Linked DNA regions of Homo sapiens: regions 1, 2, 3 and 5 are each linked to region 4. Evidence: chromatin loops called from intact Hi-C (ENCODE). Cell type or tissue: HCT116. All regions are shown on one strand. Region 1 holds the start of FBXL15 (F-box and leucine rich repeat protein 15). Region 2 overlaps NFKB2 (nuclear factor kappa B subunit 2). Region 3 overlaps SUFU (SUFU negative regulator of hedgehog signaling). Region 4 overlaps ELOVL3 (ELOVL fatty acid elongase 3). Region 5 holds the start of LOC107984263 (a long non-coding RNA gene).

What was found. Peaks named below come from ENCODE experiments on the same cell type or tissue, not always from the same donor. Only the 100,000 strongest peaks of a DNase experiment are listed, where the experiment ranks them.
Region 1: it touches region 4 in a loop (10-fold over the local background); 9 of 110 quality-filtered maps call a loop at or near these places.
Region 2: a loop joins it to region 4, with 9 times the contacts of the local background. A loop is called at or near these places in 55 of 110 quality-filtered maps.
Region 3: it touches region 4 in a loop (9-fold over the local background); 33 of 110 quality-filtered maps call a loop at or near these places.
Region 5: it touches region 4 in a loop (6-fold over the local background); 107 of 110 quality-filtered maps call a loop at or near these places.

Annotation. Positions count from the first base shown.
Region 1 is chr10:102,420,709-102,425,708 of GRCh38, forward strand. FBXL15 (F-box and leucine rich repeat protein 15) reads left to right here and starts at 128. Exons shown (of 4, transcript NM_024326.4): 1 at 128-474; 2 at 646-799; 3 at 1,079-1,584; 4 at 2,096-2,428. The coding sequence starts at 422. The coding sequence ends at 2,285. CUEDC2 (CUE domain containing 2) reads right to left here. Exons shown (of 9, transcript NM_024040.3): 2 at 4,407-4,490; 3 at 3,941-4,084; 4 at 3,791-3,852; 5 at 3,556-3,686; 6 at 3,288-3,470; 7 at 3,090-3,151; 8 at 2,949-3,009; 9 at 2,541-2,864. The coding sequence starts at 4,480. The coding sequence ends at 2,718. RefSeq lists enhancers at 46-515, 1,426-1,755, 1,986-2,045, 2,236-2,285, 2,376-2,435 and a silencer at 756-925. In HCT116, a CTCF peak has its summit at 2,157 (motif pointing left); DNase peaks (open chromatin) are centred at 383, 723, 1,604 and 2,143; H3K4me3 peaks cover 2,654 bases; H3K27ac peaks cover 2,801 bases.
Region 2 is chr10:102,397,183-102,402,182 of GRCh38, forward strand. NFKB2 (nuclear factor kappa B subunit 2) reads left to right here. Exons shown (of 23, transcript NM_001322934.2): 7 at 120-226; 8 at 345-503; 9 at 799-903; 10 at 1,030-1,115; 11 at 1,203-1,341; 12 at 1,557-1,682; 13 at 2,106-2,315; 14 at 2,395-2,536; 15 at 2,898-3,012; 16 at 3,096-3,309; 17 at 3,473-3,642; 18 at 3,765-3,867; 19 at 3,998-4,149; 20 at 4,267-4,336; 2 more. Among named protein-coding and RNA genes, the nearest start is that of NFKB2, 4.0 kb to the left of the region's middle. RefSeq lists enhancers at 590-884, 3,693-4,389 and a silencer at 2,099-2,418. In HCT116, a CTCF peak has its summit at 2,504 (motif pointing left); a DNase peak (open chromatin) is centred at 2,469; H3K4me3 peaks cover 1,988 bases; H3K27ac peaks cover 3,826 bases.
Region 3 is chr10:102,581,898-102,586,897 of GRCh38, forward strand. The region is part of intron 3 of SUFU (SUFU negative regulator of hedgehog signaling); the gene reads left to right. Among named protein-coding and RNA genes, the nearest start is that of TRIM8-DT, 59 kb to the right of the region's middle. In HCT116, a CTCF peak has its summit at 2,113 (motif pointing left); a DNase peak (open chromatin) is centred at 2,094.
Region 4 is chr10:102,227,832-102,232,831 of GRCh38, forward strand. It overlaps ELOVL3 (ELOVL fatty acid elongase 3), which reads left to right. Exons shown (of 4, transcript NM_152310.3): 3 at 586-737; 4 at 994-1,758. The coding sequence ends at 1,421. PITX3 (paired like homeodomain 3) reads right to left here. Exons shown (of 4, transcript NM_005029.4): 2 at 4,132-4,261; 3 at 3,757-3,959; 4 at 2,358-3,270. The coding sequence starts at 4,249. The coding sequence ends at 2,683. It also overlaps a transcript of GBF1 not described here. Among named protein-coding and RNA genes, the nearest start is that of ELOVL3, 4.0 kb to the left of the region's middle. RefSeq lists silencers at 2,027-2,195, 2,552-2,811, 2,822-2,921. In HCT116, CTCF peaks have their summits at 2,104 (motif pointing right), 3,239 and 4,111 (motif pointing right); DNase peaks (open chromatin) are centred at 2,130, 2,740, 3,260 and 4,150; H3K4me3 peaks cover 2,625 bases; H3K27ac peaks cover 1,873 bases.
Region 5 is chr10:102,349,411-102,354,410 of GRCh38, forward strand. GBF1 (golgi brefeldin A resistant guanine nucleotide exchange factor 1) reads left to right here. Exons shown (of 40, transcript NM_001377137.1): 5 at 1,846-1,964; 6 at 2,433-2,541; 7 at 3,048-3,108; 8 at 4,190-4,244. It overlaps LOC107984263 (a long non-coding RNA gene), which reads right to left and starts at 1,906. Exons shown (of 2, transcript XR_001747574.3): 1 at 1,792-1,906. In HCT116, a CTCF peak has its summit at 2,891 (motif pointing left); a DNase peak (open chromatin) is centred at 2,891.

The DNA of each region.
Region 1 (5,000 bases), 190 kb after region 4:
GATAGTTTCTCCCCGTTTTTCAAAGTCGCTAAACGCGACCAGAGGGCAGAGGAGAGGCCGGTAACCTAAGAGTCCTGGCTCCGCCCCCTCCGCGTTTGGCCTTGCCTGCTCCTCCCACCACCACTTCGCTCAGAGGCGGCTACTGGCTCAAGAGGACGACAGAAGCCAGTCTCTGATGCCCACCGCATTCTCCAGCTTCAGGCCTCAAGCCCTGTAGCCGAGAAGGCGAGGCCTAATGTTACACCACCGGTCTGTTCCGCCTCCGTTTCGGGGTCCACCCGAAAAGCTTTCAGATCGGATCCTCGGTGAGACGGCACTCGATTAAATAGGTCTGTCTCTACAGGCCAAGGAGGCGGGTTTGGTGCGGCCACTCCAAGGCCAAAGCGAGAAAATCTTACTGCGCACGCGCAATAGACAGCCGATGGAGCCACCGATGGAGCCGTCCGGAGGGGAGCAAGAGCCCGGAGCCGTCAGGTACCGAGCACCGGAGGGGCCGAGAGGGAAGAGGAACCTGAGGGAGGGGAGCCGAGCCGGGGCTGGGTCTGGGGGCCGCTCTTGGGAGCTGGGGCGCAGGAACATAACGGAGGCGGACTCGCAGGTAATAGTGGCCCCGGGACGCCAGTGCCAACGCCCCTTTACTCGCAGGTTCCTGGACCTGCCCTGGGAAGACGTGCTGCTCCCACACGTCCTGAACCGGGTCCCGCTGCGCCAGCTGCTCCGGCTGCAGCGCGTTAGCCGGGCCTTCCGGTCGCTGGTGCAGCTTCACCTGGCCGGGCTGCGTCGCTTCGATGCCGCGCAGGTGAGCCGGGGGCTGAAGCCCCGCCCCTGCCTGGGTACCGCCCCGCCTCTAGCCCAGCCCCCAGCCCCGCAGTATGCCCTTCTGGACCCCCTTGGGCCGCCGGGGCTGCCCGGAAGGGATCCACGCACCAAAGGGCAAATACTCGGTAGCGACTCAGAGGGAAAGTGGGGTCTCTCCTGGGAGAGCAGGAGGCTGCCAGAAAAGAACTCAGGTCAGGGGTGCATAGGCGGCTGAGGAGTGCGGGACGGGCTGAGAGTTGGGGTGCCTCCCCGCCCGCAGGTGGGTCCGCAGATCCCGCGGGCCGCATTGGCCCGGCTGCTGCGGGATGCCGAGGGGCTGCAGGAGCTGGCACTGGCGCCGTGTCACGAATGGCTGTCAGACGAGGACCTGGTGCCGGTGCTGGCGCGGAATCCGCAGCTGCGGAGTGTGGCGTTGGGCGGCTGCGGGCAACTGAGTCGCCGGGCGCTTGGGGCTTTGGCCGAGGGCTGCCCACGCCTGCAGCGCCTGTCGCTCGCGCACTGTGACTGGGTGGACGGGCTGGCGCTGCGCGGCCTCGCTGATCGCTGCCCGGCCCTGGAGGAGCTGGATCTCACCGCCTGCCGCCAGCTCAAGGACGAGGCCATCGTGTACCTGGCGCAGAGGCGCGGCGCTGGTCTCCGCAGCCTCTCTCTGGCCGTCAACGCCAACGTGGGGGACGCCGCGGTTCAAGAGTTGGCTCGGAACTGCCCAGAACTCCACCACCTTGACCTCACCGGCTGCCTCCGCGTCGGAAGCGACGGTGTCAGGTGCCTGGGCCTGATAGGGCGGGAGGAGGGCAGTCACTTAGCCTCTGCTGGTATGGGGCGGGCTGTAGTTGTTAAAAGGCCGGACTGAGGGTTCTGAATCTTCCTGCAAACCACAGCACCCCCATTCTGAACAGAAAGGGCCTCTAGGATTGCCTAGGCCAGAGAGCCCATAGTTTAAAAACTTTTTTCAACCAATGTTTACACATTGGGAGATTTCACATAGAAAGTCGACTTCTGGCTTTTCTTCAACAAGGGGGAGATCTTGCAATCCTAGGCGGAGCTGAGGGCCAGGTTCCCCCCTTAAATGAGACAGGAAGTCTCCAGCTCACTGGAAGCCAATCCAGGCGCCTCCCTTGTGTAGGGACGGAAAAAGTATGCCCCTGCCCCGAGCTGGAGGGAGACCGGGATTTTGCCGGAGCCAGTCCGAGGCTGAGTGAGCCCGGGCCTCCACCTTACCCCACCAAAGGTGTGGTGGCCTCATGTCCCTAGCCTCACCCTGCTCCTCCCTCAGGACATTGGCCGAGTACTGCCCCGTGCTGCGTTCGCTGCGGGTGCGGCACTGCCACCATGTGGCGGAGTCCAGCCTGAGCCGCTTGCGGAAGCGCGGCGTGGACATCGACGTGGAGCCGCCGCTGCACCAGGCCCTGGTGCTGCTGCAGGATATGGCGGGCTTCGCACCTTTTGTCAACCTGCAGGTCTGACCCGCCTGCCAATCGGAGCACAGCTGGACTGTGTGGCTGGGGCCTGACACTGAGCTGTAGGGAAACTGAACTGTGAGGACCTCTGGTGAGAGGCCAGTGCCCTGCCCCACCCTGGAGCTTCAAATAAAGAGCTTTTTACCCCCTCTTGCCTGGTGCTGCCCTGTTGAAGATAGGGGATTCGAGGTTGGGGAGGAAAGGTCAGACAGGCATAGTATCCCAGTCCTGAGGCAGAAATGACCAGAATGCACTCACACCTTCCTTGGGCCACCTTTACTGTGCCCATGGAGGCAGCTCCGAGAGTAGGTTAACACTATGGAGCAAAGGAGTAGAGAAGGGGGACAGGAGTTAGGGGGCCCCTGTGTAGGGGTATAGGGCTCCTGCATCCCTCTGGGATCTGAGCCTAGAAGGCTCGGGCAGAGTCCGGCGAGTGCCTCAATGGAAGCGGTACTTTCTGGCTGGCTTGAGGTTGATGTATGTGGCCTTCATCTCCTCGGCCTCAGGGTTCCGCACATCTTTGAATCGCTCCCCTTTGGTGCTCACTACCTGGTTGTCGATGTATCGGATCAGCTTCTTGGGGGCCTGTCAGGCAATCAGCAGTGAGTGGCAGAAGCCAGGAGCCAGTCCCACCCATTCCGCATCCCCAGCAACCCTTAACTCTCTCACCTCCTTGGGAGCCATGGGCCGGTGAATCTTCTGATCCTCTGCGCTATCCACCATCATGTACCTGTCAAAAACTGGCTGGGTGAAGCTCCTGTCACCCTGGGAAGACCCTCTAGGGCCCAGCCCAGCCCAGCCCAGACTCACTTCTGCAGGATGAAGGACTTCAGCTCATCCTTTTGGGGGCCTCTGAGGCGTCTGGGCAGGTCCTGCAGAGAGGGGAGGCCTGGTCTAGGCCCAAGGGCACCAGCAGGGGAAACAGATGGGGATAGGTAGGGGTTGGGGCTTAACACCAAGGTGGAATGTAGCTGAGGCTACATGGTAGAGGGTGCTGGGAAAAGATACCTGGTTGGGGCCCTCCCAGGCTGCAGGCCCCTCTTCCTTTCCCTCTACCAGCATCTGCACAGCTTCTTCCAAGTCCCCCCGAGCTTTGGCCAGCACCCACTGGGCCTGCTCCACCGAACAGGTAGGGAACACCTCCAGGAGTACATCCACCCCTGGCAGAAGCTCCTCCTCAGCGCCAGTTGCCTAAGGGTACAAACGTTAACAAGAGGCAATACTCCCCCCTTTCCAGCCCCCTGGGTCCCTCATCGGTACCCTCCTCTACCAGTACCTCATCTTGGGTGTCTGCAGCAGCAGCAGCCGAAGACCTAGTCTCTTCTTTGAGCATTTCGGGCCGCTGCAGGGGCTCTGGGGAGATGGGCACCTGACCTTGGACACCAGAGCTCTGCGGTTGCAGGTTCTCTTAAAGAGGCAAAGAGAGCATCAGGTTTGCCAAGGCTCTGGGGAGCAGGCAGTTGGGGGAGCGGGATTATGAATCACTCAGGTGCCCAGAGCCCCAGACTCACCTTTGTTCCTGGCATCGCTCAGCTGCCCTGAGAGCTTCTGCATCATGTCCCCTATTGTGCCCCTGAAAAGATGAGGGCAGTGAGAGGATGACTCTGCCCACCCCATAATCAGCCAGCCCCTTCCTCCTCCTGGCCCTAGCCAGAACCTACCTGGGGATGTGGGCGAAGCCAGGCACATAGGCCTCCATCATCTCAGTGAAAGCCTCCATATCGAAGTTCTCCTCTGATGGGCCCGAGGGGCCCAGGTCCTCCAGGACCCCAAGCACATAGGAGAAGATGACCTCATCCAAGCCACTGCAGGAAGGGAACAGGACAAGCCCTGGGTAGGACACTGGATGCCTCCAGCACCCCCACCTATCCTGAGACTCCAGCCCTCAGCTTCATGGGGTCTATGAGCTAGACCTTTATCTTTAAGGCCAGAGAGTATAACCCCCTCCCTCAGAGCTATGGTTTCCCATCTGCCCAACAAAGGTGACAGGGACAGGATGAGAGGTAAGGCCTCTCAGCAAATCCTAGTCAGCCCTCCTGCTGTCTTTCCATCAGCCAGTACCCATAGTACTGCCCGGCAGCTCCAGCTCCAGCACTGACATGAGCCTTCCGGGGGACCCGTCTCTACCTGAGGTCGGCCTCCGGGAGGTGTGTCTGGACAAAGGCAAGGAGGGCTGCACTGACGATCCTCTCCAGCTCCATGCTCTCTCTTCTGAAGGGACACAGACAGGATGGCCAGGCCTTCTTCTGCCTGCCCCCACCCACTGGGCCTGGGGGCAGTGGCTCCTCCCTCCTGGCCTGCTATGGAACCATCTGTTGATGCTGCCCTCTCTGTTCCCCCAAGTAGAACCATGCCCCCTCCTCCGCCCATCTCACCTCCTTCAGCCTGAGACAGGACAGGGCACTGTGTCTGGAGACAGCCTCTAGAGGAGGCGCCCCCCCACCTCTCCCCACCCCCCTACCTCTCCCCACCCCCCTACCCCATTCCCCAGCAGCAGTCCCAGACCTTCTGACAAGGTCTTGGGGTCACATGCCTCCTGGCTCAGGAATCCCATCACTGAGGGAGCCCCTTGGCCCCCAAGTCCAATCACAAGGGGCCCCATTGTCCAGCCCCTCAAGGCTCAGCCTCAGGACCAAGCACAGCCCTTCCCCCACCCAGAACAGGCCACCCACCCTCTGCACAAAGGGGCTTTTCTGGCTCTGGGGCCCAGATAGAAGGGGA
Region 2 (5,000 bases), 170 kb after region 4:
AAGTAGAAACTCCAATGGCTTCCTTGAGGAAGTAAGGCTGAGCTGAGCCCTGGCAATGGGAAAGGTGCCTCAGGAAGAAAGAACTGCATGGCCAAAGGCCTCCGATTCTCTCTTCTCAGATTTAACAACCTGGGTGTCCTGCATGTGACTAAGAAGAACATGATGGGGACTATGATACAAAAACTTCAGAGGCAGCGGCTCCGCTCTAGGCCCCAGGGCCTTACGGGTATGGGTGCAGGGGGTGGGTCGGGTATGGGTGCAGGGGGTGGGTGGGTCATGGGAGGTGCTCATGGAAGGAGCAGGGAGGGAGAAGCCCAGGGGTCACACATGTACCTACTGCCCAGAGGCCGAGCAGCGGGAGCTGGAGCAAGAGGCCAAAGAACTGAAGAAGGTGATGGATCTGAGTATAGTGCGGCTGCGCTTCTCTGCCTTCCTTAGAGCCAGTGATGGCTCCTTCTCCCTGCCCCTGAAGCCAGTCATCTCCCAGCCCATCCATGACAGCAGTGAGTATCCTGATTGCCTGGGGTGCCAGGCCTGGTGGCAGAGGTGGCATGAGGGGTGACCTCAAGCTGTGCAGTCAAACAGACCCAGGTTTCAGAACCTGGCCCTGCCACATATGAGCTGAGTGATCCTGAGCAAGTCATTTCCCCCCCGAAGCTTCTGTCTTTAGTAAATGTGTATATTGGGTGTTTCCTGCAGCTCCAGGGGTTGCTGAGATAAGGAATACAAAGCCCCCAGCTTCTTAAATGTGGCCTTGGCTATTGCATCATCTCAACTAATCCATATCCCACTCCATAGAATCTCCGGGGGCATCAAACCTGAAGATTTCTCGAATGGACAAGACAGCAGGCTCTGTGCGGGGTGGAGATGAAGTTTATCTGCTTTGTGACAAGGTGCAGAAAGGTGAGACTGGAGCCCACTTTGGGCACCAAGGACATCGAGTATAAGACTGGGGCCAGGGAAGCTCTAGGGTAAATGGCCCCAGAGATTCCACCGGGAGCTGTGGCCAAGCTTCCGTTTTCCTTGTAGATGACATTGAGGTTCGGTTCTATGAGGATGATGAGAATGGATGGCAGGCCTTTGGGGACTTCTCTCCCACAGATGTGCATAAACAGGTACCCAGGGCTAGGGCCCGGGCCCGGGCTGGGGGCTAAATTAGGCTAAGGACTCACTGACACCCTGTGTCTCCCTGCACCCCCCAGTATGCCATTGTGTTCCGGACACCCCCCTATCACAAGATGAAGATTGAGCGGCCTGTAACAGTGTTTCTGCAACTGAAACGCAAGCGAGGAGGGGACGTGTCTGATTCCAAACAGTTCACCTATTACCCTCTGGTGGAAGGTGGAGCTGGGCTGAGGACCTCAGGGTGCTGGCGGGGGGCCAGGCTGGGCTAGAAGAAGGTCCCAAGAGCTAGATGTGGGGATGCATGAGCCAAGTCAGAAGTGCGAGGGTCCCAGGAGGTGCTTCCTAGGAGCCGGCCCTGAGGGCTCTTCTGGGAAGGGCCCCTGAGGCATGACACAATAACTGGGCTCAATCTCATTTTCCTCTGCCCCCAGACAAGGAAGAGGTGCAGCGGAAGCGGAGGAAGGCCTTGCCCACCTTCTCCCAGCCCTTCGGGGGTGGCTCCCACATGGGTGGAGGCTCTGGGGGTGCAGCCGGGGGCTACGGAGGAGCTGGAGGAGGTGAGGGGGTACTGATGGAGGGAGGGGTAAAGGTAAGAGAAGCTGTGGAGGAAAAAAATCTGGGGGAGGCCGGGCGTGGTGGCTCACGCCTGTAATCCAGCCCTTTGGGAGGCCAAGGCAGGCAGATTACCTGAGATCAGGAGTTCAAGACCAGCTTGGCCAACAGCGTGAAACCTCGTCTCTACTAAAAATACAAACATTAGCTGGGCATGGTGGCAGGCGCCTGTAATCCCAGCTACTCGGGAGGCTGAGGCAGGAGAATCGCTTGAACCCTGGGAGACAAGAGGTTGCAGTAAGCTGAGATCACACCACTGCACTCCAGGCTGGGCAATAAGAGCGAAACTCCGTCTCAAAAAAAAAAAAAAAAAATCTGGGAGAGTCATGGCTGGTGCCCGCTTCCCACAGCCCTGCCTGTATCCACAGGTGGCAGCCTCGGTTTCTTCCCCTCCTCCCTGGCCTACAGCCCCTACCAGTCCGGCGCGGGCCCCATGGGCTGCTACCCGGGAGGCGGGGGCGGGGCGCAGATGGCCGCCACGGTGCCCAGCAGGGACTCCGGGGAGGAAGCCGCGGAGCCAAGCGCCCCCTCCAGGACCCCCCAGTGCGAGCCGCAGGCCCCGGAGATGCTGCAGCGAGGTATGGACTCCGGGGCACGGGCGGTCGGGGCGCCGGGGCTGAGGACCTAGCCCTGACCCACGCCCTCTGTGGCCCGTAGCTCGAGAGTACAACGCGCGCCTGTTCGGCCTGGCGCAGCGCAGCGCCCGAGCCCTACTCGACTACGGCGTCACCGCGGACGCGCGCGCGCTGCTGGCGGGACAGCGCCACCTGCTGACGGCGCAGGACGAGAACGGAGACACGTAGGCAACAGAGGGCCTGGCGGACGAGGCGCGGGGTGGGGGCAGGAAAGGGACCGGCACGGAGGCGGGCTCTGCAGTTTTCGGACACGCCAGGCTTCAAGTCCGGCCTCGGTGTTCACAAGCTCTGTTCAAGCTGCTTGGTCTCTCCAAACTTCAGTTTGGTCGACCGTGCAAGGGGTACAGTCATAGCACTTACCTACCTCAAAAGGTGCTGCGAAACGTTAAGTGCAGGCACAGCGATGCCCTGGGCCACGTGCTGGGTTCCATGGGCCCCAGCGAGGGAGACTATGAGGGCGGTGGGGCCTTGAAAGCGAAGGATGCTCTGAGTGGCTGGGCCAGACTCTCGCTCCCCAACCCCCAGACCACTGCACCTAGCCATCATCCACGGGCAGACCAGTGTCATTGAGCAGATAGTCTATGTCATCCACCACGCCCAGGACCTCGGCGTTGTCAACCTCACCAACCACCTGCACCAGGTGCGGGGGCGCCTACTGGGGAGGTGGGAGGGGTTGGAAGGCAAGTGGGTCTCGGGCCTGGCTCACCCTGCTTTCATCCCCAGACGCCCCTGCACCTGGCGGTGATCACGGGGCAGACGAGTGTGGTGAGCTTTCTGCTGCGGGTAGGTGCAGACCCAGCTCTGCTGGATCGGCATGGAGACTCAGCCATGCATCTGGCGCTGCGGGCAGGCGCTGGTGCTCCTGAGCTGCTGCGTGCACTGCTTCAGAGTGGAGCTCCTGCTGTGCCCCAGCTGTTGCATATGCCTGACTTTGAGGGTGAGCTCCCCATCTCACCTGACTAAGGGGGCAGGCGGGGACCAGGGAGGGTATCTGGCCAGTGCCCAGAATGGACTATGAGGTGTCGAGATTGAATGGTCAGGGCTGGTCCAGGGGCTGCCTTAAGGGTCACAGCTGCAGGTTGAGCATCCTGCATCCTTAGGACTGTATCCAGTACACCTGGCAGTCCGAGCCCGAAGCCCTGAGTGCCTGGATCTGCTGGTGGACAGTGGGGCTGAAGTGGAGGCCACAGAGCGGCAGGGGGGACGAACAGCCTTGCATCTAGCCACAGAGATGGAGGAGCTGGGGTTGGTCACCCATCTGGTCACCAAGGTGGGACTGAGGATTGTGGAAGGAGTGGGGCCAAGGGTGGTGGAGGGGCCAAAGATGGTGAAGGGGGGGGCTGGCCAAGGGGACCATGCTGTGGTGTCAACTCTCGCTGCTCGCACCCCCAGCTCCGGGCCAACGTGAACGCTCGCACCTTTGCGGGAAACACACCCCTGCACCTGGCAGCTGGACTGGGGTACCCGACCCTCACCCGCCTCCTTCTGAAGGCTGGTCAGTCTCACCCTCAGGGGCACTTGAACAGGGTGGGGGGAAGGGAGAGAGGTGCCTCCCAGTCCCCCGACTTTGCAGTCCTTAATGTAGGCCCCCACCATACCGCCCCATGACGGCCTCCCTCTCCCAGGTGCTGACATCCATGCTGAAAACGAGGAGCCCCTGTGCCCACTGCCTTCACCCCCTACCTCTGATAGCGACTCGGACTCTGAAGGGCCTGAGAAGGACACCCGAAGCAGCTTCCGGGGCCACACGCCTCTTGACCTCACTTGCAGCACCAAGGTGAGGCCAGCCCGGGACTAGAAGTGCTCTGAGTGACGGGGTCCAGAGTATCTGGACTTAAAGACACAGGCTTAAGGACGAGGTGGGAGGTAGTCAGAACTGCGGCTGTCTCCCCAGGTGAAGACCTTGCTGCTAAATGCTGCTCAGAACACCATGGAGCCACCCCTGACCCCGCCCAGCCCAGCAGGTGAGAAGCATCAGGCATCCCCAGCCCGACTCCTCTGACTCCTCACAGAGGTCTCTTCTCCTTCAGGACCTCTGAAGGAGGCCTCCCTTTCTCTACCCTCAGCCCCGTCCATCACCCCTCATGGTCCTGTCTGTCGCTTACCTTGGGAGAAAGGCAGTGTTCAGGTGTCCATGTCCCCACCCAACTCTGGAGGTAAATGACATGTCTGTATGTGTGTCCCCCTAAGGGCCGGGACTGTCACTTGGTGATACAGCTCTGCAGAACCTGGAGCAGCTGCTAGACGGGCCAGAAGCCCAGGGCAGCTGGGCAGAGCTGGCAGAGCGTCTGGGGCTGCGCAGCCTGGTAGACACGTACCGACAGACAACCTCACCCAGTGGCAGCCTCCTGCGCAGCTACGAGGTGGGTTGGCCTGTGCCCTGCCCCCTCCCCAGCCTCCTTTCCCGATCTGAGTCCAGGTGCCTCCTTGGCCCCAGGGCTCCCGAGCACATGCCCTAACCATGACTCAGACCTCATTCCTCTGTCTTCTCAGCTGGCTGGCGGGGACCTGGCAGGTCTACTGGAGGCCCTGTCTGACATGGGCCTAGAGGAGGGAGTGAGGCTGCTGAGGGGTCCAGAAACCCGAGACAAGCTGCCCAGCACAGGTAAAGGGGCCTCCCTGGAAGGT
Region 3 (5,000 bases), 350 kb after region 4:
ATTGTCAAATATTTGACCTCCAAGTTGACAGACCTGAGTCTCCCAGCCTGCTTTGGGTCACCTCCCATTTTCCTGCTCTCTCAAAAACACCTCTTGCAGACTAGCCACTCCTGTGACACCTGGCACAGTCCAGCTGCGTTTCCTGCCCTTGTTCTCTGTCCCTGGAAAGCACGGAATAATCTCAGAGCACGCAGAAGAGCACCTGGAGAAAAGGGGCATTTGGCTTTCACAGCGCCAAGCTTCACGCTCCTGGGCTCCCAAAGGGAACATTAGTCCCCGCTCCACAGACCAAGCATGTTAATTCTGACCCTGGGTTGGGGTGTTAGTTTCCAGGCTATTATGTAGAACATCACGGGGCCTGTACTTTTGCACAGAAGGGAGGCAGGCTGGCACTGTCTAGAGTTAGGATGAATTAAGAACTCTTGAAGAATGTATTTGTAAGAACTCAAGGAATGTATTTGCTTCTATGTTTCAAAGGCAGCACTATTTTACAAACAATAGCTGTTTTCTTCTGCAACCCCTCTCCCTAGATTTTGCTAACTTATTATATCCGGGACAGTCCAACTTCAAACCACCATAACTGAAGCTGGATGTCAGGGAGGTGGGGGTGGGGTGATGGCCAATTGGAGGAGCCAGTAGGATTCTGTGCGCCTGTTCAGCACCCCCCACGTTTTCAGAGTTCTTGCCCAGGAGTTGTTTGTTAATGGGGAATGAGACGTGGAGGAATGAAATCTTTCTCCCAAGTGAGCAAGGTGTAGAACTGTAACTAGCATTTTTGGCGGGGAGGGGAGAGACTCCTTTTGCTATCCTGGAGTGGTATTTCCCTTCCAGTGAATTTGCCAAACAACATAAAAGTCGGGTAGCTGAGGGAGGTTTCTCCTGGTACCTGGGGGCAAAGCTCCAAGGAGGGAAGGGAATAGAAAGTGTCTACCCAGCCCTTACCTGGAATGGCGACGTTCTTTCAGACACTGGGTGCGGGGGAGCCTCTGCTGTGTGGTTTAAGTGGAGGTCTCTGGGATTTTCACCCTGACTTTTCAATGAGGATACCTTGGGGAGCAAGAGAGAGGAAGCCAGCTCCTGTAACCGCTGGACTGAACAGCTGGGCCTCTAACTGAGACATTATTAGCATTTGAAAGCCCCTCTGAAGGGGCCAAGAGCTTCCCAGGGTGGGCGCAGGGGCCTGAGTGCTGAGACCCCACAGTGGCTCCAACAGAATGGGTCTGAGCATCCAGGGCATAAAGACCAGACCGGACTCAAGAATGAACTCATTGTGGCTTTGTCCCATGCTTGAAAACTGTGACCAGGGCTCTTTCATTGTTAAGAAAGACCATTTCTTGTCCACAGAAGAGCTCATAAGTCTAGTTCCTTCATCAGGCAGAGCTGCGGAAGACCCTGCCCCTCACTAGAAGTTTCTGTTAGTGTCCTGCTCTCCAAGCATTTCTGATGGAAGTTGCACTTTCTGCTCCCCACTTTAACTCAGGAGTACCTTTGGCCAAAGCCTGATCACACATGCTCAGGGTGGAACGTGTTGATCCTAGAGCAACACCTGGGCCCGACTCCCTTTTCTTGCCTTAGAGTCTCCCTTTCCCAGCTGCCTAAATTAAGCCTCTTCCCAAGTTATTAAGCCTGCACAAAGTGCTTTTTGGTCATTCTGGTTCAAACAGTTTGGGTTTGCACAGTATTTTAAAATCATGTTAATTCTGGTTAATAAAAGGTCAAAGGTCATGGCTCCAAATCTTTCCAGCCTTTTCCCTGTTTCCAGCCTAAATAAATCCCCACCCGGTTTGGGGTATGTTTCTTTTTCTTTTTTCTTTTTTTTTAATTGTACTTTAAGTTTTAGGGTACATGTGCACAACGTGCAGGTTTGTTGCATATGTATACATGTGCCATGTTGGTGTGCTGCACCGATTAACTCGTCATTTAACATTAGGTATATCTCCTAATGCTATCCCTCCCCCCTCTCCCCACCCCACAACAGGCCCTGGTGTGTGATGTTCGGTTTGGGGTATGTTTCTACAGACTAGACATCAGATAGGGATGCAGAGCTCCAGGGAACTGGCCCATCTGTTTCTTAAACCAGGAGCAATGGTGCCACCTACTGGGCACTTGCTGGTAGCGACAAGCTCTGTGGCCAGTCCTGTTTTCTGGTGACTTGGGTGAGAGTATCTGTACTGTATTCCAGTACACGAGTAATAACATACTGCAGTAGAAAGCATATTGAGTAGGCACGCTATTTCCTGTTAACAGGCTTAGATACTGTGTTTGGGCAAGTTGCCCAGGGTCACATCCAGTTAGGGATGGAGGCAAATAGAAACAGGGCCTTCCCAACTCCGAAGTTCACCACTAAGCCAGGGTTTGCCAAAACCAGCAGGCGATTTCAGCTGGTAACTGCACAAGAGTGGTAACTGGTAGCATGAATAGTGAAGCCACTTTTCTCTCTTTGGTTCTCTTTGTCTTTTTTTTAATTTAAGATGGGGTCTTACTATGTTGCCCAGGCTGGTTTTGAACTCCTGGGCTCAAGAGATCCTCTCACTGGGCCTCCCAAAATGCTAGGATTACAGGCATGAGCCACCATGCCCGGCCCAGTTTGTTCTCTCTCAGTCTTGGTGATTTTGTCTCAGCTCTATATGACTCTTTAAACCTTGAACAGCTCTTTGACCCTTGTTTATTTCATTTTTTAAACAATTTTAGGTAGGCAACAATATCAGTTAGAAATTAATAACATTTTGTTATATTATCCTGAAGTTACCACTTGAGGTAAGCAACGCTAATTTGCCATTAATTTTCCTTATTTAGTATAGTGATATGAAGTTGCCTTTTCAGAGTAAGTTTGTTTAGGTTAAAAAAAAAAGGCAAGTCAATTTTAGGGGGAAAAATACAGGTAAGTAATGGTACAGATGGTGCACAGATATGGCAAACATGCTGATGGGTGTTGTGGATGAGCCCAAAGTTTGGAAAGTGTTGGGCCATGCCCATCATCACTGACGTACTGTGAGACTGTGGGCAATCTCAAGCATCCTTTTCTCATTTGTAGAAAAGAACATGTTAGTAGGTGATTGTTCAGGTCATGTAGACATACACAGTGCTGTGATGTCTCAGCATTATGGGTCAGGTTTCTCCCAGGCCAGGCTGCTGTGCCTGGGGTGGTGGGAACAAGGAATTTAAAGGCTTGGCCTTGCTTCCCCTACTTTGCCTGTGCCTCAAGATTCCTTCCTTTTGCCTGCTATATTTTCTTTTTTAATAACAGATTTATTGACATACGATTCACATACCATGTAATCCACAGTTGTGAAACCATCACCATAAAAAAAGAACCTCATATTGGTCACTCCCTATTCCCTCCAACCATCACAGCCCTAGACAACCACTAATCTACTATCTGTTTCCATAGATTTGCCTATTCTGGACATTCCATATGGATGGAATCATATAAGGTCTATTATGACTGGCTTTTTTCACTTAGCATAATGTCTTTAAGGTTCATGTTATAGTATATATTAGTATTTTGTTCCTTTTTATTGCCAGATAATACTTGTAATTGCCATCTTTTTTGTTTTAAACATTCTAGTGGATATGAAGTGGTGGTGTCTCATTGTGGGTTTTCTGTTTTCTTTTCTTTTGTTTTTTGAGACAGGGTCTCACTCTGTCATCCAGGCTGGAATACTATGGTGCGACCAAAGCTCACTGCAGCCTCCACATCCCGGGCTCAAACAATCCTCCCACTTCAACCTCCCGAGTACCTGGGACTACAGGCTTGGGCCACCACACCCAGCTAATTTTTTGTTTGTTTGTTTGTTTTTTATAGAGATGGGGTTTTGCCATGGTTGCCCTGGCTGGTCTCAAACTCCTGGCCTCAAGCGATCCTCTCACCTTGGCCTCCCAACACTTTGGGAGGCCACTGCACTGGCCTCATTGTGGTTTTGATTTGCATTCCTCTGATGGTTAATGGCATTGAGGATCTTTTTATGTGCTTATTAGCTATTTGTATATCTTTTTTTTTTTTTTTTGACAGAGTCTCACTCTGTTGCCCAGGCTGGAAGGCAATGGCACGATCCTGGCTCACTGCAACCTCTGCCTTCCGGGTTCAAACAATTCTCCTGTCTCAACCTCCCTAGTAGCTGGGATTACAGGCTCATGCCACCACACCTGGCTAATATTTGTATTTTTAGTAGAGACGGGGTTTCACCATGTTGGCCAGGCTGGTCTTGAACTTCTGACCTCAGGTGATCTGCCCGCCTTGGCCTCCCAAAGTGCTGGGATTACAGGTGTGAGCCACCATGCCCGGCCAGCTATTTGTATGTCTTCTTTGGAGAAATATATTCAGATCCTTTGCTCATTTTTAAATTGAATTATTTATCTTTTATTATTGAGTTGTAAGAACTCTTTATATATTCTGGATACAAAATACTTAATATATGCTGGATACTTATTAGATATATGATTTGCAAATATTTTCTCTCATTCTCTGGGTTTTTTCTTTTAAAATGTGATTAAGCCTGGGCACGGTGGCTTACGCCTGTAATCCCAGCACTTTGGGAGGCCGAGGCGGGTGGATCATGAGGTCAGGAGATCGAGACCATCCTGGCTAACACGGTGAAACCCTGTCTCTACTAAAAATACTAAAAATTAGCCGGGCATGGTGGCGGGTGCCTGTAGTCCCAGCTACTCGGGAGGCTGAGGCAGGAGAATGGCCAGAACTCGGGAGGCGGAGCTTGCAGTGAGCCGAGATCACGCCACCGCACTCTAGCCTGGGCGACAGAGCGAGACTCCGTCTCAAAAAAAAAGAAATTGTGATTAAATATATGTAACATAAAATTTATCATTTTAACAATTTCTAAGTGTACAGTTCTGTGACATTATTAAGTACATTCACATTGTTTTGCAGACATTACCACCATCCATCTCTAGAAGTTTTTCATCTTCCCCAACTTAAACTCTGTACCCACTAAGCAATAACTCCCCACTCGCTTCTCCCCCAGCCTCTGACAACCACCATTCTA
Region 4 (5,000 bases):
TGCATCAACCTCCATCCTGTCCCCAAGTTGCCTTGTAACACTCTCCCCATCTCATTCTCGGCTTTAGTTCCCCTCCCAGCCTTCACCCTCTTCTGTTATATTATCCTGTTTTCCTTCTCTTTTAGACCCCTACCTGGTGGTCTCTGCTTTGTCCCTCTTGCCTTCGTAGAGTCTGTACTCGCAACTAATTTCTCCAGCCTCTAATAGTGTCACCTCCTAACACCCTCTCTCAAGACCCTCCAATAACTTCCCCATATTTTCTCCCCCAAACTCCTTCAGTCTTCCCCTATCCCTCTACACATCTCCTCCCAGGCTCCTAACCCCTCCCAAGAACCCCATTCCTTAACTCAACTTTCAGTCCCATCCCCCTGCATTCCCTGATCTTTCTCCAGCCCTCGTCTCCTCTAGACTACTGATTGGATCTACCAGATTGGCTTCAGGATCTCAGGAGCTTTGACCCACCCCCTGTGGACAGGTGGGGAGGTGGTAGAGCTTGGAACACAGTAACCTGGCCAAGCCGGGGGAAGGGTGGATTATTGGTGCCTGGGGATGACACTTACACCATCTTCCTTTGTCCCATTTCAGTATCCTGGGGGCAGTGAGGATGTGGGGCATTATGGGGACTGTGCTACTTACCGGGGGCCTAAAGCAAACCGTGTGCTTCATCAACTTCATCGATAATTCCACAGTCAAATTCTGGTCCTGGGTCTTTCTTCTCAGCAAGGTCATAGAACTCGGTGAGTGGCAAAGCTTTGTCTTTCTGGTGCCTTGTGAACTGCATCCTTCCTCAGGGCCCTCCCTTCACCCATCCCATGGAGGGTCTCTTTCCTACCCTTGGGTCCCAATAATACCTCTCACCCAAGCCCCTCTACAGATTCTCTGCCACAAAGACCCCCTTCCCTCCCCTGAGAATTTCTCCCGTGTCCCTACATCCAGTGCAGAGGGTGGTCCCAGCACTGGGTGGTATGCCAACTATGACTCTCCATCTCCCAGGAGACACAGCCTTCATCATCCTGCGTAAGCGGCCACTCATCTTTATTCACTGGTACCACCACAGCACAGTGCTCGTGTACACAAGCTTTGGATACAAGAACAAAGTGCCTGCAGGAGGCTGGTTCGTCACCATGAACTTTGGTGTTCATGCCATCATGTACACCTACTACACTCTGAAGGCTGCCAACGTGAAGCCCCCCAAGATGCTGCCCATGCTCATCACCAGCCTGCAGATCTTGCAGATGTTTGTAGGAGCCATCGTCAGCATCCTCACGTACATCTGGAGGCAGGATCAGGGATGCCACACCACGATGGAACACTTATTCTGGTCCTTCATCTTGTATATGACCTATTTCATCCTCTTTGCCCACTTCTTCTGCCAGACCTACATCAGGCCCAAGGTCAAAGCCAAGACCAAGAGCCAGTGAAGGTTTGGAGAGAACAATGAAGCTCCAGGCTCTCTCTTCTCCAGGGCACCAAGAGGCTGGGCTTAGTTTTGGGAGAATGATTAGGTTGCCTTACCTGCATGGTTTCCCCAGAGGATGTGTGCCCCAAGGTGGCTGGAATTTTTGACAGACAAGAAGGGTGACCTTGGGATGGGGGTGTGGTCTGTTACTTTAATGTTTCTGTTTTTAATGTGAAGGCCAAGCAGGCCCTGGGATGGGAGTGGGGCGGAGGAGGGTCCTAAGAGCTGATTATTTAATTTCTATCCAGAAATCTTTCTTCTTCTTGCTCTGTTTTTTTAAATTAAAGATTTCAACAAAATTTTGAGAGTTGGGGGATTTGGGGGGAAAGAGGGCTGCTGTGATGGCAGGAGGCTGCTACCAAGGGGATGATCTGCAGGTGGGACGCCTGAGGGTGTGTGGAAGGGTGAGAGGCACACACACAGACACTGAAAGAATCCTAGGCCTGGTAGGCACTTAACAAATGTCTGTTACAGACCAGAATTTTATTGCTGTTAGAGACCCAAGCCCCTCATAGGAACAGTGAGAAACAGGTGCAGAAAGGCGGAGTAACTTTATCTAAAGTCATAGGCTCCCTGAATAGCAGAGCTGACACCTACAAGGAAGCGTTGGAGACCAGATCTACCAGCTAGCCTCCCTGAGACCACGAGGTGGCGCCGCAGCACCGGCTGTGGCCGATGCCAGCCAGGTAGCCGGTTTCCCACGTCCCCCGCACGCACGCACCTCTTTGCTGCAGGAATCCCGGGCTGCCCCGACCTGGAGTAGGGGGGGTGGTGAGTGGGACTGAGTCCCTAGAAGCCTGGACCCTCACTTCGTTCCTGTACATCCAGCTCGCCTGTAGACAGTGGGGGAGGATGAAGGGAAGAGGACTCAAGCGCAACTTTGAATCATCACGCCTTCGACAGTCCGCGCACGTTTATTTCATTTATCTTTGAAAACGAGGGAGGGGAAGCCTGGAGAAGGCGGGATGGGCCAAGGGTGAGTTGGCCCCCGGGGAGCTGGTCCCTGTTCCTGGCTTTAGTCCCAGGGGCGCGGTCTGTGTGTAGGGCCTAGTCCACCCCTCAGGGCTGGGAGGGGAAGGCCCTCTCCTGAGCCGGTGCCCCCCAGCTGCCCAAACACCCCTTTCAGACCCTGGGGCGGGAGCAAGCCAGTCAAAATGACCCCAGTCCGCGGAGGCTGTGAATCGTTGCCCCCGCCCTCGGGGATGATCTACGGGCGGGGCCGCTCATACGGGCCTTTCCACGGCGTACTGGCACGGACTAAGGTTGGCTGCCGGGGGCGGCCCGTGCACAGCGGGGTAGCTGAAGGAGGCGTGCTGTTTGGCTTTGAGCCGCAGGCTGGCCAGGCTCGAGTTACACGGGTCCCGATAGACGTAGGGGGAAGAGGCGGCAGCCGCGGCGGCGGCGGCGGCCGAGGCATAAGGGCAGGACACGGCCCCGGAGGACACGGCGGCCGGAGCCAGCCCGGGGGGGCCCCCGCCCAGGCCCTGCAGGGCCCCAGGCCCTGGCACGGTGCCCGGGGCAGCCGCGGCGGAGGGCACCATGGAGGCGGCGATGGAGCTGGGTGGCGAGAAGACGGGCTGCGAAGCCAGAGGCCCCACGTTGACCGAGTTGAAGGCGAATGGAAAGGTCTTGGCGGCGAGCGGCGGGGCAAGAGCCTTGGGCGGCCAGTTGCCGTACGAGTAGCCGGGGTACACCTCCTCGTAGGGCGGCACCAGCCCCCCGAGCGGCGCCGCGAAGCTGCCTTTGCATAGCTCGGCCTGCTGGCTGCGCTCGCGCTTCCGCCATTTGGCGCGCCGGTTCTTGAACCACACCTGCGGGCACGGGAGAAAGGCGGTCAGGGCCCGGGGCCGGGTCCCAGCGGCTGAAGGGCGGGCCACCCCGACGGGGCTTCCAGCCGGGGCCCTGCGGTCAATAAACGAGATGAGGTGGCTAGAGACGGGGTGGGAGGGAAGGAGCGCACGGAGTCCGGGGTCGGAGAACAGAAGGCGCGGGCGGCTGGACCGAGTCATCGGCGCCAGGGTCTGGCGGGACAGTAGGATGGGGTTGAGGAGGGGTGGTGAGGGGAAGGAGAGACGGTGTCAGGGCCGAAGAAGCGCGCGGTCCGAGTAGTAGGGAGCAGTGGGAGCAGAGGCTGGAGGTTGGCGGGCAAGAGACCGCGTGGGGCTGCGGCCGGGAGCCAGGGTCCGGGGTCCGGGGTCCGAGGGAGGGGGCAGGTGGGGTGGAACCGCTGGCCTCCGGGTCGCAGGCTGAGCGCGGAGGGCCCGCGCGGGTGCGAGTCGCGGGTCTGGAGAGCATACCCGCACGCGGGCCTCGGTGAGGTTGGTCCACACGGCGATCTCCTCGCGCGTGCTCATGTCGGGGTAGCGGTTCCTCTGGAAGGTCGCCTCTAGCTCCTGTAGCTGCTGGCTGGTGAAGTGCGTGCGCTGCCGCCGCTGCTTCTTTTTCAGCGAACCGTCCTCTGGGGAGCCGCCGGGCAGCGAAGCCGAGGCCTTTTCTGAGTCTGGGGGCCAGGGTGGGGGCAGGTCACAGAGCGCCCAAGCCAGCGCATATTCTCCGGCTCGGGGACCTCCTAAGCCACTCGCTGGCTCCCACCGGGGCTGCCCAGCCGGGGTCCCACCCGCACTGGGGATGAAGCTGTTATGTCCTGCACCCCCGGAAGGGGGCGCGCTTACCGCTGTGCTCCTGGCCCTTGCAGCCGTGCTCTGGGAGCTGGGGGTGCGGAGTGCCAGCGTCTGACAGCGACAGGGCAGGGCTCCGGGCCTCTGCCTCGCTGAGCAGGCCGAACTCCATGGAGGGAGGGCTCTGGAGGCGAGAGAAGACACAGACCAGGGTAATGGGGGTAAAATCTCCGGCTTAGCTAGGTCCCAGCAGCGTTTCCTCGTAAATTCCCTGGCGCCTTTCTCAACCCCAGCCGTAAAGCTGGGGCTGCGTGGGGCTCCTTAGGATAGAATCGGGAAATAGCATCCTAAGGACGCAGAGGTGCATGCTGAGAGGTTCTCTGCATAGATATATAAACTAGACTTCGTTTCGTTTACTGCTGGGAACTAGAACTGTGCCAGGTATACAGTTGGGGTTCAATATTTATTGAATTAATAAAAATGTAGACTATAGGCCGGGCGCAGTGGCTCACGCCTGTAATCCCAGCACTTTGGGAGGCCAAGGCGGGTGGATCACCTGAGGTCAGGAGTTCGAGACCAGCCTGGCCAACATGGTAAAATCCCGTCCCTACTAAAAATACAAAAATTGCTGGGCGGGGTGGCACGTGCCTGTAATCTCAGCTACTCGGGAGGCTGAGGCAGGAGAATCGCTTGAACCTGGGAGGCGGAGGTTGCAGCGAGCCGAGATGGTGCTACTGCACTCCAGCCTGGGTGACAGAGCAAGATGCTGTCTCAAAAAACAACAACAACAAAATCTACACTATAGCACGCTACATACCCTATACTACATCTGCAAAAACTTAAAATCCTTCTCACCTGAATGCTTAGTATCCCCCTATACTCATACATGGTCCTCAGCCAATCATACCTGAGACACAGACCAG
Region 5 (5,000 bases), 120 kb after region 4:
AATCCCAGCTACTCAGGAGGCTGAGGCAGGAGAATTGCTTGAACCCAGGAGGCAGAGGTTGCAGTGATCCGAGATCATGCCACTGGACTCCATCTGGCCTGGATGACAGAGTGAGACTCTGTCTCAATTCAAAAGAAAGAGAGAGAAAAAATAACAACAATCTTATAATTCCTGTGACTAAAATTAGGGGGTGTTCCTGCATTACACCATGCCACCTCTGGAGCAACTTTCTCTGTCACTCACAAAGCTTTTTCATATGCCTGCCCTTTCCCCCTACTTAGGCTCCCCCTTTAGAACTAAACAGCTCTGGAAAGGATCCTTCAGAGCAGACCTAGGGCAGGAGCTAGGCAAGACCCTTGATGGTGACAACTTATTTGGCTATTTCTCGTGGCTATTTAATACATGAATGGGAGCTGAGTTCCCTGCTTAATAGCATTTGTGTTCATTTCCAGCGTGGTGCCGGTTGTCTGACCTCTAGCTTCTCCCCTCTTATTCTGTACAGCTGAAATTCTCCCTCCTGCCTACCCCCCAGCTAGTCAGCCTCCAGTCCTGTTTAGTTTATCTTTTTTCTCTCCTAATGCCTGTTAAGCTGGAAACAGGATTCTTGCTCGTCGTCATATTATTTTAAATAAGAATGAAACTAAAGAAGAGGTCTTTGGGCCAGGCATGGTAGCTCACACCTGTAATCCCAGCACTTTGGGAGGCCGAGGCTGGCAGATACCTGAGGTCGGGAGTTCGAGACCAGCCTGACCAACATGGAGAAACCCTGTCTCTACTAAAAATACAAAATTAGCCAGGCGTGGCGGCGCATGCCTGTAATCCCAGCTACTCGGGAAGCCTCAGGCAGGAGAATCGCTTGAACCTAGGAGACGGAGGTTGCAGTGAGCCAGGATCTCACCATAGCACTCCAGCCTGCCAACAAGAGCGAAACTCCATCTCCAAAAAAAAAAAAAAAGTCTTCAATCTGCTGTAATGTGGCACTCAGATATGAGTATTGGCGGCAGTGAGTGTTCATTTCCTCCTCCTGCTCCCCTAATTCAGTTGCGCCTGAACACAAAACTCCAAAAGCAACCAGAGAGAGAAGCTGTGTTGAAAGATGAAAGGAGAAAAGGCCACAAGCTTTGGCCCTACCTGGTTCTTGTTCTGAGTCAAAAACTCTTGTTTCCAGGCCCCTCGTCTATGAAATTAGTAGATTTATACTAGTGATTCCCAGAGTATGGTCCCCTGCTCGGTGGTGTTTAACTTCAACTGGGGTCTTGTTAGAAACACAAATTCTCAGGCCCCACTCTGGGCATACAAAATCAAAACTTTGTGGTATGGGTCCAGCAATTGAGAACCACAGTTTTACCCAGTGGATTTTGTGTTGAGGAGCTCATTAAAACCAGTTATGGGGCCGGGTGCAGTGGCTCACATCTGTAATCCCAGCACTTTGGGAGGCCGAGGCAGGTGGATCACCTGAGGTCAGGAGTTCAAGACCAGCCTAGCCAACATGGCAAAACCCCATCTCTACTAAAAGTACAAAAAAAATTAGCTGGGCATGGTGGTGGGCGCCTGTAATGCCAGCTACTCGGGAGGCTAAGGCAGGAAAATCGCTTGAACCCAAGAGGCGGAGGTTGCAGTAAGCTGAGATCACGTCATTGCACTCCAGCCTGGGCCACAAAGTGAGACTCTGTCTCAAAAAAAAAAAAAAAAAATCAGTTGTGGGCAAAAATTCTCAGGTAGCTCAAGGAGCCACGGGTTAGGGAACTGAAGAGGAAAAACTGTCTCTCAAAGCTAGACAGGCTGCCTTACCTTTTATCTCTCTCCTCTCCACATCACTTAATCTTTCCTTTTTCGCTGGAGCAGATCCCACCCATGAGGGCACAGCAGAGGGCATGGAGAACATGGCAGATGCTGTCACCCATGCTCGTTTTGTGGGCACGGATCCTGCCAGTGATGAAGTTGTCCTGATGAAAATCCTTCAGGTAAGCGAGAGGGAAATAGCAATTAGGCTAATGGCCAGGGGCTGGTGCCGCAGACTCTACTTACTCTGCCCACAGCATGAAACTGTGTTTTGACTCCACTGGGGCTTAGGGGAGCTACTTTGTTTCCAGACAAGCAGCTGGGGTACCCAAAGTAAAAGCTTTTTCTAAGGAAAATCAGTAAAAGCTTTATATGAAGTGATGTCAAATACCAGAAGCCTTAAATACACTTGTACCTCTGGCCGACTGTATTTGTGCCGTCCATCTCTTGGGCTCATGGGCTAGGGCTAGAATCAGTTCTGAAATATGTCAGGGTCATAAAAAGTGAAGAAACAATTCCAAGGACAAGCTTCTTGGAGACCTCTCTACCAAGCTGAGGTGAGGTCAGCATTCTTGCTAACCCCTCTCTCTTACCCTTGAGTACCTCTCAGTACCTTGTTTATCACAGTAATTCCTTTTTCTTCCTGATAGGTTCTACGGACTCTGCTGCTAACCCCAGTGGGTGCCCACCTAACCAATGAATCTGTGTGTGAGATTATGCAGTCTTGCTTCCGGATCTGCTTTGAAATGAGGCTCAGTGGTAGGTGCTTGGATATTAGCCCCTTCACCATTCCTGGGGCCAGTGTCTGAGTATGAATACAGGAGGCTGTCTTCCCAGAGAGATGGAAAATTCAGGACTTCTCCATCATCTATCTCATGCGATCATAGGGGTCTAGAAGAAATGTCTGTACTTGGCTATTGTGAAGCTAGAATAGAGACCTCAGCCCATTATGCCAGGGCAGGAGTTGGGATGGATCCCAGATTGACTTAGCCCAGGCACCAAATCACCCTCTCTTGGGGTTTCTGGGATTGACACCAACCTGCAACCCCCTAGAACACATCTATACCTCCCCTTTTTTCCCTGACTCAGTAGTGCCACCTAGTGGGCCAGTGAAGTTCTGGCTGCCAGGCTGAGCTGGAGCTGGTTTTAATAAGTTTGGCATAATCCTTGGTAAACAAGGTTTGGAGGGGAGTCTGCTCTGAGAACCCTCTTGATAATAGCACAGCAAGTAATGACACCTGTGTTATTTGTTTTTGCCTGTGCAGAGTTATTGAGAAAATCCGCAGAGCACACTCTCGTAGACATGGTGCAGCTGCTCTTCACAAGGTAAACCTGCTGCTGTTTGCTTCAGCCCGGCTGCCCAGGCCTCTTGAGTCTGCCTGCTTCCACACAGCCACGTCAGGGACCTGGCCAACCCCACAGCCGCATCAGAGGCCACTGGGATTATGGATGGGGGGTAGTTCTCTGGGCCCAGGGTTACTGAGCAAGGGAGAAGGAGGAGGGAGCTGATTTGGCCTCACGGGGAGGCAGAGGGTTATTTAATATAGGCCAGCAGACCTCATTCTGCTTCCCAAATTTGTGTCTGTTTCTGTGCAGGTAGCAGCTGGGAAAGGGAACCCAGAGAGGAAGCCAAACTCAAGGGATCATGATTTCTGTGGGAGAGGGCCAAAATTAGGGTGACTAGCAATTGTGAATTGCCTGGGACTGTCCTGATTTCAGCACTAAAAGTTCTGCATCCTGGCAAACCCCCCTCAGTCCCAGGCAAACCAAGATGGTTGGTTACCCTTTGGTAAGGCCCTTAGCCTAGGGCCTAGGAGGCCTTTTCATACTAGGCCTGTTTCCTGCACCTCCTTTCAACAGACTCACAGAAGAGCTGAGGCAATGGCTTTAAACCTTCCTCTGGGATTTCTTTTTGCTCTCAAATCTATAGATAATAATCCTTATTATCTACAGACTAGACTGCCCTTGGATCCTGCTGCAAAGAATTTTTTGCTCCTCAGGCTCAAATTTACTGGTTTCAAAACTTCAACCTGCCTGTTAATTCTTCTCTTTTGCCCACTCTCCTAGGGTTTTGATAGACTGCCCTCCCCCCATCTCTTGGCAGCAGTATTTGCCAAGTAAATATAAGCAGGAAGGAATCAGTCTCAGGATAAAAAGAGCCTCCACACTCCAAGGGCACTTACCTTGCTCTCACAACTACCTCCTTTTGTCCATGTCACACATCCCCCGATTCCTGTGGCTCTTTGATGAAGCTCTGAAAAGGATGAAATTAGTCTGCTTCTCTTTTGTAGCCTTTTCTAAGACACAGGGCATGCTCTGGCTCAGAGCACCTTTGGTTTGTGGCTGGCATGGAGGGAGACATTTGTCATTATCCCTAATGACAGTTGATGGATTTTCTATCTTATAGGTTACCTCAGTTTAAAGAAGAACCCAAGAACTATGTGGGGACCAACATGAAGAAGGTATGATCTGAGAGCTGATCTGCTGTCCCTCATCCAAACCTTAATCTCCCAACTTCAGTGCCTTGGGGTAACCTTGCTTAGCAAAGATATGCTTTTGCCTAAACAGGTCTGCTTGGAATCTAGAAGTAGCTCTCACTCCTTTCGTGAGAAATGTATTCTCTTCCAGATATATCCCTTCCTCAGCTTTTCTGCTCTGGCCTATCTTTGAACCACCATGTAAGCTGGTGAGCCAGTTCTTCATGGAAACTGCATGGTACCCATCAGTCTTGGCTAAAAATGTCTGTTGACAAAGATGAAAGTCCTGCCATCCCCTCAAGACTTAGCCTTATCCGCAGGTAGAAGGCCTAGAGAGGCTATGTCCCAAATCCTACCTCAATGCTGAATTAGACTGGGCTCTTGCTTGTGCTAGTCTGTATTGAAGAGATTAGTCAAGTTAAGAACCAAAGGGTTCTTAAACTGCTAGGAGAAGAATAGTGGTCAAAAGAATGGCTTCTTTCTATCTTGAACTGAAGCCCTGGACTTCACGGGCCTCTGATGAGGATTCCGCTTGCAGCCCTAAGAGGGTCTACCTATGGAGATGACCCTTAGCTGTGTGATGCATGCACCTGACCTTCTCCTCTCCCCTGTCATCCATCCCCATTCCTGCCCTGTTCCCTGTTGGTATGTGTCTGAGTTTATTTCACTGTTAAATCGTGCGTTTGCCTGTCTTTCGCAGATATCTCCATGTCTCCTCAACAAACTGGAGCTAAGTAGTGG